Regions from separate parts of the Homo sapiens genome. Here region 2 is linked to region 1. A link is a loop called in an ENCODE intact Hi-C map of the cell type or tissue named here. Cell type or tissue: tibial artery. All regions are shown on one strand. Links, peaks and the distances in the headings refer to the core of each region. The heading gives the core; the rest is flanking DNA.

The links. Peaks named below come from ENCODE experiments on the same cell type or tissue, not always from the same donor. Only the 100,000 strongest peaks of a DNase experiment are listed, where the experiment ranks them.
Region 2: a loop joins it to region 1, with 15 times the contacts of the local background. A loop is called at or near these places in 1 of 110 quality-filtered maps.

What each region holds. Positions count from the first base shown.
Region 1 is chr10:5,551,963-5,557,332 of GRCh38, forward strand. It overlaps LOC105376380 (a long non-coding RNA gene), which reads right to left and starts at 115. Exons shown (of 4, transcript XR_930611.3): 1 at 68-115. RefSeq lists enhancers at 1,539-2,062, 2,063-2,585. In tibial artery, for the core only: no CTCF peak of the experiment used is centred there; DNase peaks (open chromatin) are centred at 679, 2,179, 2,599, 3,279 and 1 weaker place; H3K4me3 peaks cover 833 bases; H3K27ac peaks cover 5,000 bases.
Region 2 is chr10:6,193,424-6,198,793 of GRCh38, forward strand. It overlaps PFKFB3-AS1 (PFKFB3 antisense RNA 1), which reads right to left. Exons shown (of 2, transcript XR_007062045.1): 2 at 4,182-4,372. It also overlaps a transcript of PFKFB3 not described here. Among named protein-coding and RNA genes, the nearest start is that of PFKFB3-AS1, 6.6 kb to the right of the region's middle. In tibial artery, for the core only: no CTCF peak of the experiment used is centred there; DNase peaks (open chromatin) are centred at 2,171 and 2,676; H3K27ac peaks cover 5,000 bases.

The DNA.
Region 1 (5,370 bases), core at 248-5,247:
CGCCCACACCAGCCACTTGGATCCGGAAGATTCCTGTACACACTTGCATGGGTGTAAAATTACTAACCTGGTGGCTAAAGAGGTAAACAGGAGCTCTGAGGTGTCACCCCTGAGGCTGAGGAGGCAAAGGGAAAAGGTTGGGATTCTTCAAACGTGGAAACTTGGAGGTAGGGGCTGTGGGCCTGGGCCCCTAACCTTGAAGGAAGGGGTTCCAGCTGTAAAGTGTCTGAAGTGGGTGCAAGGAAGTTGCATTTGCAAGTGCTGGAGAAGCTGCAAAAAGAGTCAGCCTCTGCCACTGAAAGAAGCCGCTGCTGCGGGGGCGGGGGGTGCCCACAGGGAAGAAACAAACTCTAGGGTGTGGGTTTCTGCTCAGGCTGGGCAAGTATCTTTATGAAAGGGACCTGCATAAAGCGTCCATAAAACCTGCCCCTTTGCATCCTCTAAGCCAGCAGGTTCCCCATGCCTCACCCCTCTTTCCTGAACTCCTCTTCACCCCAATCCCCATTCCTAGCACCCCCTAAGGACAGGCTGTGCCCTGACAACCGTCCATCTCTACCCAGCTGAGACCTCTGTCCAGGGCGATGGTTGCAGGACCATGCAGACACGGAAGTTTGCTGAGATCCCACTCCAACTGCCTGCTCTCAGATTCTGAGTATTTCTCTAGCCCCCTCATAAAAACACAGGTCACTTTCACACTGAAAGTAAAAGATCCCTCCTTAAGTCCTTCATCCTGCATCTCCACCACCCGCCAGGCCCTGCCCTGGCAAAAAGTCTCACAGCCTTTTAAGGTGACCCGAGGACCCAACTCTGTCTCTTTCTCTCCTCTCTGTGCTTCAGCTTGTTTCCTGGCCACCAGCAAGGTCCCTCTTTGGTCTGGGAGGTAGGTGTCTGCAGGACACTGGGAGGATTTAAATACAATGATCAGTGTGGGGCCCCGAGAGGGCCTGAGACAGGATTTCCACTGATTGCCAACGTTCAATACGGACCCCTAGGAGACAAGCAGGAACTCCTGTTCTTATCCACACCTCTGCAGAACGGCGGAGACCACTCAGCCATGAGAGTGGCCTCTACCATTTCAGAGAGTAGCCGAGGAGGGAGCCATCCTCAGCCACTGCTGTGTGGTCGGTGGGCCTGGTTTCCACACGTCACAGAGCCTGGCACCAGACCGGCTAAGCATGGGCCTTCGTGGCACAGGCCCAGGAAGCTTCGAGTCCCAAGATTTAATTTTGTTTTCTGGGCCTTTTGAAAGAAAACGTTGTCATCAATGATTGCTCTCTAGCACGTGTCTGAAGAGCGGCCACCAAAAGGAGCCACTGCTGCAGGGGTGTCCACGCGCGCAGGGAAAGAACGGACTCCAGGGGCTGGGTTTGCTCTTGGAGAATGAGGTCGTCAAAACCTCACTTCGTGGGGAAGTCTGGAAAAGACAGTTTCCTGCTTTGTTCATCGTGGGCAGCAGGAAACGGTGCAGCCTCCAGTGAGAATGATTCCAGGAGGGTGTAATGGGGCGAGGTATGAAGGGGTAGGCAGTGTGGGGAACCACCCACCCGGGCCATGTAGCTGGCACCGTGGTAATTTAAGAGACCTGGAGAGATAGGGGAGGGATGGTCAGGGGACTTGGAAAAGGAGGAAAGAGGTGGGGAGGAGCCCAGCGGGAAGGAGATGCCTCATCACACCCTCCTCCCTCCCAGCCCCACAGGCTCCCACTGGCTGAGCCAGCCAGAGCCAGAGAGCACAAGGTCCCCCACGATGGCCCCCGCCGGTCAGTGTCCTGGGGGAGGAGGGGGTGCACCTGGAGGGGCAACTGGAAGGCACCCAGGACCCCCCAGAACCCCTTGGGCAGCCCCAGCTTGAACTGCAGGGAATCTGCCATTCAAGATGGCTGCTAGAAAATGGCGATTCTACCTCCCAGGTGACTCCAAGGGCTCTTACCCAGAGTCCTGAATAGCCACAGCCCAGCCCAGGAGTCCTAAAAGGAATTCTAGAGTGACCCGGATGGTTGTAAGGGCCTGAGAATGATCTGTGCCGTTCGGCAGAGACCCAAGTGCTCTCGGAGTGACCCAAACCTCAGGGCTGAGAACAGCTCGAGGTTCACCTGGACTTACCCCTGCTCCCCCACAGATCCTCGGTGCACCCTGGGATTTCCACAGCCACGTGGATTTTAAGCCAAATCCAGGATGATCCCATGACACACAGGTCTCAGCTCCCCATGGGGCATTTCTCTCCAAGACCACCTTCCTCCCCAGCTCACCGTCCACGTCTACAGAGCCATGCACCTCCGTGGCAGAGCTGAGTGCACGTGGCACAGAGTCAGGGCTGACATTGAGCAGGGCACCCTTGGTCTCCCCCAAGACCCATCAGAGTGTGCCTGGCACTGCCTTTCAATAAAAAGCCCAGGGTCTGAGCAGGGTGGGGCGTCTCCCCTCCCCCAGCCAGGATGAAGGTCAGAGCTGAATTTGCTCAGTTCAACACCAAAAACAGTCCTGAAGGAAAATGTGTTGAGCTTGGCTGTAAGCCAGGTCGTTAAACATGGATTCTGATCACAGATCGTTTCTGCTAATTAAACAAATATTTTTGCAGAGCTGTCTCGGTTTCCGCTGTTGCCGTTGGCCTAAGTTGCTGGCAAACCATTGGAGCCATGCCCCGAAAGTCAGCTCAGATCAGAGGAGAACACACAGAACTTTTGAAGGAACAGCTAAGACAGGTCTTCCAAACAGAGAGCTCTGTTCAGAGAGAAGGAACAGGCAAGAAAACACCGACACCTCCAGCCCTTACAGTCACCAAGCTGTACTTTCAGATTCCTGCTGACATACACACACACACACACACACACACACACACACACACACTCTCTCTCTCTCTCTCAATCCCTCCCTCTCTCAGAATGCATAGTCCTTCTCCCTGCCTCCATCTCTAAAGCTACACCTGCACACACAAATAAGCATTCTAGCAGTGCAATCACTATTCCAAGTTTGAAGACTCGTGTGTGTGTGTGTGTGTGTGTGTGTGTTTTCCTGCTGAAGTGGAGAGAAAAGGGCCAGACAGGATGGGCCCTGGGTCCCCATGTGACGTACCCCAGCAGGGGTCCTTTGCTCCTTCAAAAATGCAATTATCACAAACTTCCCTCGCCCTGGACCGCGGTTCCAGAGAAACGCCCATGCACATAATGTTTTGGTACAAGTTCAGGGTGTTCGTGAACTTTCTGAAGCCCGCCAAGAGCGCACTGCGAGTTCCAAGTTTAGAATACCAGTCCTGGGGAGTCAGGAAGCGTTTGCAGCCTCTGAACTGTCCGCAGAACTGTCAAGCACCCAAGGCTCGTCCTCTCTCAGCAGCTCCGAAGCCCCCTGGACTGCAAGCACTCAGCACCCAGAGCCTTCCCTGCCATGCCCCAGCCCTGAGGTGTCCTTTCACACTCCGGACCCCCCGGCCTTTCTCAGAAAACGCTCCGTGCTGCGCTGTGTTGTCCCCACTTGTTGCACAAGAGTAGTAGCGACAGCAATGCTGACCAGGCCTGGTTGCACACAGCCCCCTGCCCCAGGTCCAGGGCTGCACCAACACCCCATGCCCGTGGACACATCGGCAATCTTGAACCCCAGACATCTTGTCTATCACTTGAGACAAGGGGATTGCATCAGCAGCTTCACACTCTTTTCCTTTCTTTATGTTTTAGATTTGGAGTCTCTGTCACAGGCACAGGCTGTGGTGAGCCATGATTGTGCCATTGCACGCTGAACAGGCTGGAGTACAGTGGCATGATCATGGCTCACCACAGCCTTGAACTCCTGAGCTTAAGTCATGCTCCTGCCTCTCAGCCTCCTGAGTAGCCGGGACTACAGGCCTGCACCACCACACCAGGCTAATTTTTAGATTTTTTGTAGCAACAGGGTCTCGCTATGTTGCCCATGCTGGTCTCAAACTCCTGGGCTCAAGCAATCCTCCCACCTTGGCCTCCCGAAGTGCTGGGATTACAGGTGTGAGTCACGGCACCTGGCAACACTTTTTTTTAGCCAAGAGCCCTTCCGATGGACTCTCATGAGTTAAGCCAGTCTATAAAGCACAGCCAAGCAGCCAAGCTGCAGTTGAAGAGGGGATGGGAGAAGACCTCCCACCGACCCCCAGGTCTCTGAGAAGCACAGCTGGAAGACTCTGGCCCTCTAGCCCACAGCCTCCTAAATGCCCTGGGCTCAGCCATGTTGTGACACTGGGATTTCTCAGGGACCTCAGACCTACACATCTCCCTCCCAGCCAACCCACCACCCCCATGCCATGCCCAAAACCAACACTCTCCTTGACGAGTTATGCAATCCTTCTTTCCAGATCATTCTGTGGTATGTAATCTAACAAACTAGCCATGCTTAAGGGTTCGGAGGGAGTGACGGGGTTAATGAGCTGGTTCTACCCCTCAAGGAGGATTTTGCACTTGTAATGGGGATCCCCTTACTCCAAGGGAGAACTGCTCAAATATATTTTTTGCATGTTTTTAAATTTCAAAAGTAAGGTGTGATTTTGATAAGCAACGACTATACTATAGAAATACCTTGTTTAGGAGATGAAAATGTCCCCTGCCTCCCCCTCCAAATTCAAGCCTTTTAGGTAAAGCAATACTTGAATGACAGGCACGGTGGCATTTGTGTGCAAGGAGAAGACTGGGTACCACCAAGTCCCGGGGTGGACGCCGACTCCTTCCATGGTTCTGCCTGTGCCGACGCTGCCAGGAATGCTCCCCAGGGGCTCAGGAGTGAAGCTTCGTGGACTCTATGCCTGGCTTCCTGAGCAGGTACAATTCCGAGCACCTCGGGCTGCTCCTCTCTGGCTCCTGCCACCTTCCTGAGACAAAGGGTCAACCCTCAGCTGACCTCGCAAGGGTGGGAACAAAACCATAAAAGGATAAGACATCTCCTGATTAGAAAGTGATGACTGGGCTCGTGAATGCCAGACCATGTGGGGCTGAGTGACAAGCAAGAGCTTCCTCATCACCAGGGGTCAGGGGTCTCTTGGCCATGGGCAGCAGGCACTCATTCCTTCCACACTGTTCTAGGGGAGAAGAAAATAAAAACCAACGCTCCAAGGAGCTTTTGATTTATTAATAGTTGGGCTGGCAAGAAATAAGGACTTAGAGATTCAAAACTTCGATGGCTTCGAGTCCAGGCCACGCGGCTGTGTGGTCTCTGCTGGAACATCCTTGGTGGCGGAAGCTCTGCGCCTGGTGCTGGAGGAGGCCTGAGGATCAGGAGATCTTCCTCCAGGGAGCCCACTCCTCCACCCCTGTGGCATGCAGCACTCACCCCACAGGCTTCTGCCTGGCTGCCCCCATATGGAAGCTTCCAGGGCAAGCCCAGAGGTTCCCTGCTCCCAGCCCTTGGTCCTGCCACT
Region 2 (5,370 bases), core at 164-5,163, 640 kb after region 1:
ATTCATTCATTCATTAAGCAAGCATAGATTGAACACCTTCTCCATGTCGGACACTGTGGTAGGATCTGGTGATTCAAAGATGAACAGCTGTCCCTGTTTCTAAGTTGCCTGTAGTCCAGTGATTACTCTCAGGTTTCTGTCTCAGGTGTCCGTGTGGAGAGACTGCCAAACAGGCTTTATGTGAGCAACAAGGCTGTTGATTTCACCTGGGTGCAGGCGGGCTGAGTCCAAAAAAGGAGTCAGCAAAGGGTGGTGGGATTATCATTGGTTCTTATAGGTTTTGGGATAGGCGGTGGAGTTAAGAGCAATGTTTTGGGGGCAGTGGGTGGATCTCAGAAAGTACATTCTCAAGGGTGGGGAGAATTACAAAGAAACTTCTTAAGGGTGGGGGAGATTGTAAAGAACCTTCTTAAGGGTGGGGGAGATTACAAAGTACATTGATCAGTTAGGTTGGGGCAGAAACAAATCACAATGGTGGAATATCATCAGTTAAGTCGATTTTCACTTCTGTGAATCTTCAGTTGCTTCAGGCCATCTGGATGTATATGTGCAGGTCACTGGGGATATGATGGCTTAGCTTGGGCTCAGAGGCCTGACAGTTTCTATTAATATTTGTATTTCATTGAGAACAATGGGAACCATTGGTGTCTGCCATTTGGGAAGTGGAAGAGATGCTTAGACAGATAAGGGAGCAGAGGTCTAGACGAGGTGTAGAGAGGGTCAGAAACCAGGTTGGGGTTCCTAACTCCCAAGCCACGTCCCCAGCCACCTACCGCAGTCACTGTCTTGCCCTCCCATTCCTATTGGATAAAAGCTTTGGAGATAAGACAAGCCTGGTTCATCACGGTTGAGTCTCTAAACCTAGATATGCAGAGGTTCCCTGGAATTGCTTCTTGAGTCCCTGATTAATTCAGCTCTTGACATCACAAGATGAACTCACTCTTTGGTGAATTGCACAGACTTTTGAAAACTATGTTTCCGCTGCGCTAAAGTCTAGGAGCGGGCTCCTTAGCCTGAAGGATGCCTGTTTCAATGGGACGTGACAGCTGCTTTCAAACATTTAAGGGCGAGCACCTGTTGTTGGAGGGGGATGCAGGCTTAACCCATGTGCAGCAACAGAAAGAGACAAGGGGGCATTTCCAGGAAGATCAACTCAGCTTAGTGTAAGCAATGTCTTTCTAGCCAGTAGCGCCATCTGATAATGGAGCAAACAGCTTGGAGCCAAAGAGCCAGAGGTCTAAGCTGAGGATCCCAGGACTCTTCAACAGGGGTTTGTGGATTCAGTGGGAAGCTGGCCCAAGAGCTTTCAAGGGCCTTGGAGTGACCACCTGATTTGTCCCTTTGCACAGTTTGCCTGGTGCTGCACTTAGAGCTTCACTCTGTGAAGGGCATAGAACACCAACACTCTTCTCATGGCAAGGATGGGCTTTTGCTCCTGTTTCTTTTCTTTTTTCTTTTTTTTTTTTTGAGACTGAGTCTTGCTCTATCACCCAGGCTGGAATGCAGTGGCGCAATCTCGGCTCACTGCAACCTCCGCCTCCCAGGTTCGAGCTATTCTCCTGCCTTGGCCTCCCGAGTAGCTGGGATTACAGGCACCTCTTACCATACCTGGCTAATTTTTGTATTTTTATAGAGATGGGGTTTCACCACATTGGTCAGTCTGGTCTTGAACTCCTGAGCTAAAGTGATCTGCCTGCCTCAGCCTCCCAAAGTGCTGGGATTACAGGCGTGAGCCACTGCGCTCGCCTCCTGTTCCTTTTTCATCCACGCTTTGGAAGAAGATGGTGTCAGGGTCATAGAAGACCCTTAGAGAGGAGACATGGGGTGGGGTGGTTTAGGCATTAGTAGTGGCCATGTTTCCCCTACCCTGAATGGGGCTTTGCCCAGGGCTGTTCCATCGGGTTTATCTGGGCCTCACAGACGTCTAGAGTTTTCTTCATCTTGTTGTGTCTGGGTCTGCACAATACTGAGGAATTGTCTGGCAAGAAACAAAGCTACTCATGTTCTAGGACATAGTTCCATGGCTAAGCATGAAAACAAGCAAGATCCAAGTGTTCAAGGGCCCCTGCAACCCTGACATGCCTCCTAGGTGGCTGGCCATGTCTGCATGGGGTCACTGCGGCCCAGGACTCAGACTTTCCTCTAGAAGTTGGTTTTGGCAGTGTACCCAGGGAGACTGAGTCACCAAGCAAACTGGTAAGAGAATGCAGATAAACGTGGTTCACTTCCAGGAGGATCACAACTGCCAGCAGAGAGTATTCGGGGGGCTCCCCGCAGAATTCTCTTGGGGGAGAAGGTAGGTGGGAGTTAGGGGCCATTGTGTGTGGCGAGGCAGAGAAGGGAGAATTCGGGCTACTGTCCTGGCTGCTCTGGCAGAGCCAAGGTGGTGTGATACGTGAGTTTCTCAGTCCATTTTCCATTCACTTATTCTCATGGCAGATGGTGATCTCCTTTGGGGAGGTGAGGCCCGTCACTACTTAATGTGGCAAGGTTGCGGGTTCCAACATCCTGCTCTTTTTCTACTCTACCCCTCCCCTTGTTTTCAAGACTTTGAGAGGAATTTTCCAGAATCAAGCTTTCTGGCTCTCCTTCCTCTTTTGCTTTCATAAGGACAAACACTATTCGGGGGAGAGGGCGGGAGAGATATTGAGAGCCAAGGCACATGAGACAGCACGGGCAGCAGGGTGCTGCCTCGTGAGCTTGCCTTTTTTTTTTTTTTCTTTTTTGAGATGGAGTCTCGCTCTGTCTCCTAGGCTGGAGTGCACTGGTGCAATCACAACTCACTGCAGCCTCCACCTCCCGGTTCAAGCGATTCTTCCACCTCAGCCTCCCAAGTAGCTGGGACCACAGGCGCCTGCTACCACACCCGGCTAATTTTTTGTATTATTTTTTGTAGAGATGGTGGATTAGTCAGGGTTCTGTAGAGGGACAGAACTAATAGGATAGATGTATATATAAGGGGAGTTTATTAAGGAGCATTGACTCCCACGATCACAAGGTGAGGTCCACAATAGGCCGTCTGCAAGCTGAGGAGCAAGGAAGCCAGTCCAGGTCCCAAAACCTCAAAAGTGGGAAGTTAATAGTGCAGCCTTCAGTCTGTGGTCAAAGGTCCAAGAGTCCCAAAGCTGAAGAATTTGGAGTCTGATGTTTGAGGGCAGGAAGCATTCAGCACAGGAGAAAGATGTAGGCGCAGAGACTAAGCCAGTCTAGTCTTTCCACGGTCTTCTGCCTGCTTTTGTTCGGGCCCTGCTGGCAGCTGATTAGATGGTGTCCACCCAGACGGAGGGTGGGTCTGCCTCTCCCAGTCCACTCACTCAAATGTTAATCTCCTTTGGCAACACCCTCACAGACACACCCAGGATTTTTCAATCCAATCATCTTGACACTCAGTATTCACCATCACAGATGGAGTCTTGCTATGTTGCCCAGGCTGGTCTCAAATTCCTGTCCTTAAGCAATCCTCCCCCCGTCACGCTCCCAAAGTGCTGGGATTACAGGCCTGAGCCACTGTACCTGGCTTGTTTTAATCTTTTATACTGCATTTTTACTGTACTTATTATTATTATTATTATTATTTTTGAGACAGAGTCTTGCTCTGTCCCCCAGGCTGGAGTGCAATGGCGTGATCTCGGCTCACTGCAGCCTCTGCCTCCCAGGTTCAAGCGATTGTCCTGCCTCAGCCTCCCAAGTAGCTAGGATTATAGGTCCCCGCCACCATGCCCAGCTAATTTTTGTACTTTTAGTAGTTTTACCATGTTGGTCAGGCTGGTCTCGAACTCCTGAACTCAGATGATCCACCCACCTCGGCTTCTCAAAGTTCTAGGATTACAGGTGTGAGCCACAGCACCTGGCCTTACAGTACATTTTCTATGTTTAGATATACAAATACCTACCATTGTGTTACAGTTGCCTACAGTATTCTGTAGAGTCACATGCTGTACAGGTTTGTACCCTAGGAGCAACAGGCTATACCATGTAACCTAGATGTGTAGTAGGCTCTGCCATCTAGGTTTGTGTAAGTTCACTCTGTGATGTTTGCACAATGACGGAATTGCTTAGTGATGCATTTCTCAGAACATATCCCCATCATTAGCCAACACATGACTGTATTTCTTTTCTTCTTCTTTTGCTTGACCAATAAATTAGGACATCTTAAAACTTTTGAGAAATACACAAAAAGCTCAAGCCATCCTCCACATCTTTTATTTTTTTTTTAAGGAAGATAAAACATATTCATTATTCCTTAAGTGGAAGTGAATCCTCATAAAGGTCTTCCTCTCTGTCGTCTTCATGTTGAGTAGACTGGGAAGGAGGAAGAGGGGGCTGGTCTTGCTGTCTCAGGGGTGGCAGAGGCAGGAGAAAGTAGGTGTACCTGTGTGATTCAAATGTGTTGTTCAAGGTCAACTGTATATGGTTGGCTCTCACGATCTAATATTTTACATAGGAATCTTATATCTCTGTCTGTCATAAATAAAATGAACTTAAAATTTCCTTTTCTTTTACTTTTTGTTTTACCAATCAAGGTTATGCTAGCCTCAGAAATGACTAGAGTTGCTTTTATTCTTTTCTATTTTCTGGAACAATTTACTTAGATAAATCATCTGAGGTCAGGAGTTCAAGACCAGACTGGCCAACATGGTGAAATGCTGTCTCTACTAAAGATACAAAAAAAATTAGCCAAGCATGGTGGCACAAGCCTGTAATACCAGTTACTCAGGAGGCTGAGGCAGGAGAATCGCTTGAACCTGAGAGGCGGAGGTGGCAGTAAGCCGAGATGGTACCACTGCACTCCAACCAGGGTGATAGCATGAGACTCCGTCTCAAAAAAAAAAAAAAAAGAAAAAGAAAAGAAAAGAAAAGGAAATGCCCACAGGAGATGGAGTGACAGGGTCGGGGCAGAGAGAAATGGAAACTTACTGGAGGGTTTGCCGGGACTTAAGTTGAGCAATTTGAGTCACTTCACCCAGAGCCAGGCTATGGCTGCTGTGTATTCTCCTCACATCCACTTAATGAGACACTAAGTCCACTAGATTGGAGAAAAATATATGATATTTGTAGAAAAATAATAATTTTTTTTGAGACAGAGTCTCGCTCTGTCACTCAGGCTGGAGTGCAGTGGCACAATCTTGGCTCACTGCAACCTCCACCTCCTGGGTTCAAGTGATTCTTGTGCCTCAGCCTCCCGAGTAGCTGGGATTACAGGTGTGTACCACCACACCCAGCTAATTTTTGTATTTTTAGTAAAGACGAGGTTTTGCCATGTTGGCCAGGCTGGTCTCGAACTCCTGACCTCAAGTGATCTGCCCGCCTTGGCCTCCCAAAGTACTGGGATTACAGGCGTGAGCCACCACACCTGGCCTCTCCATGTCT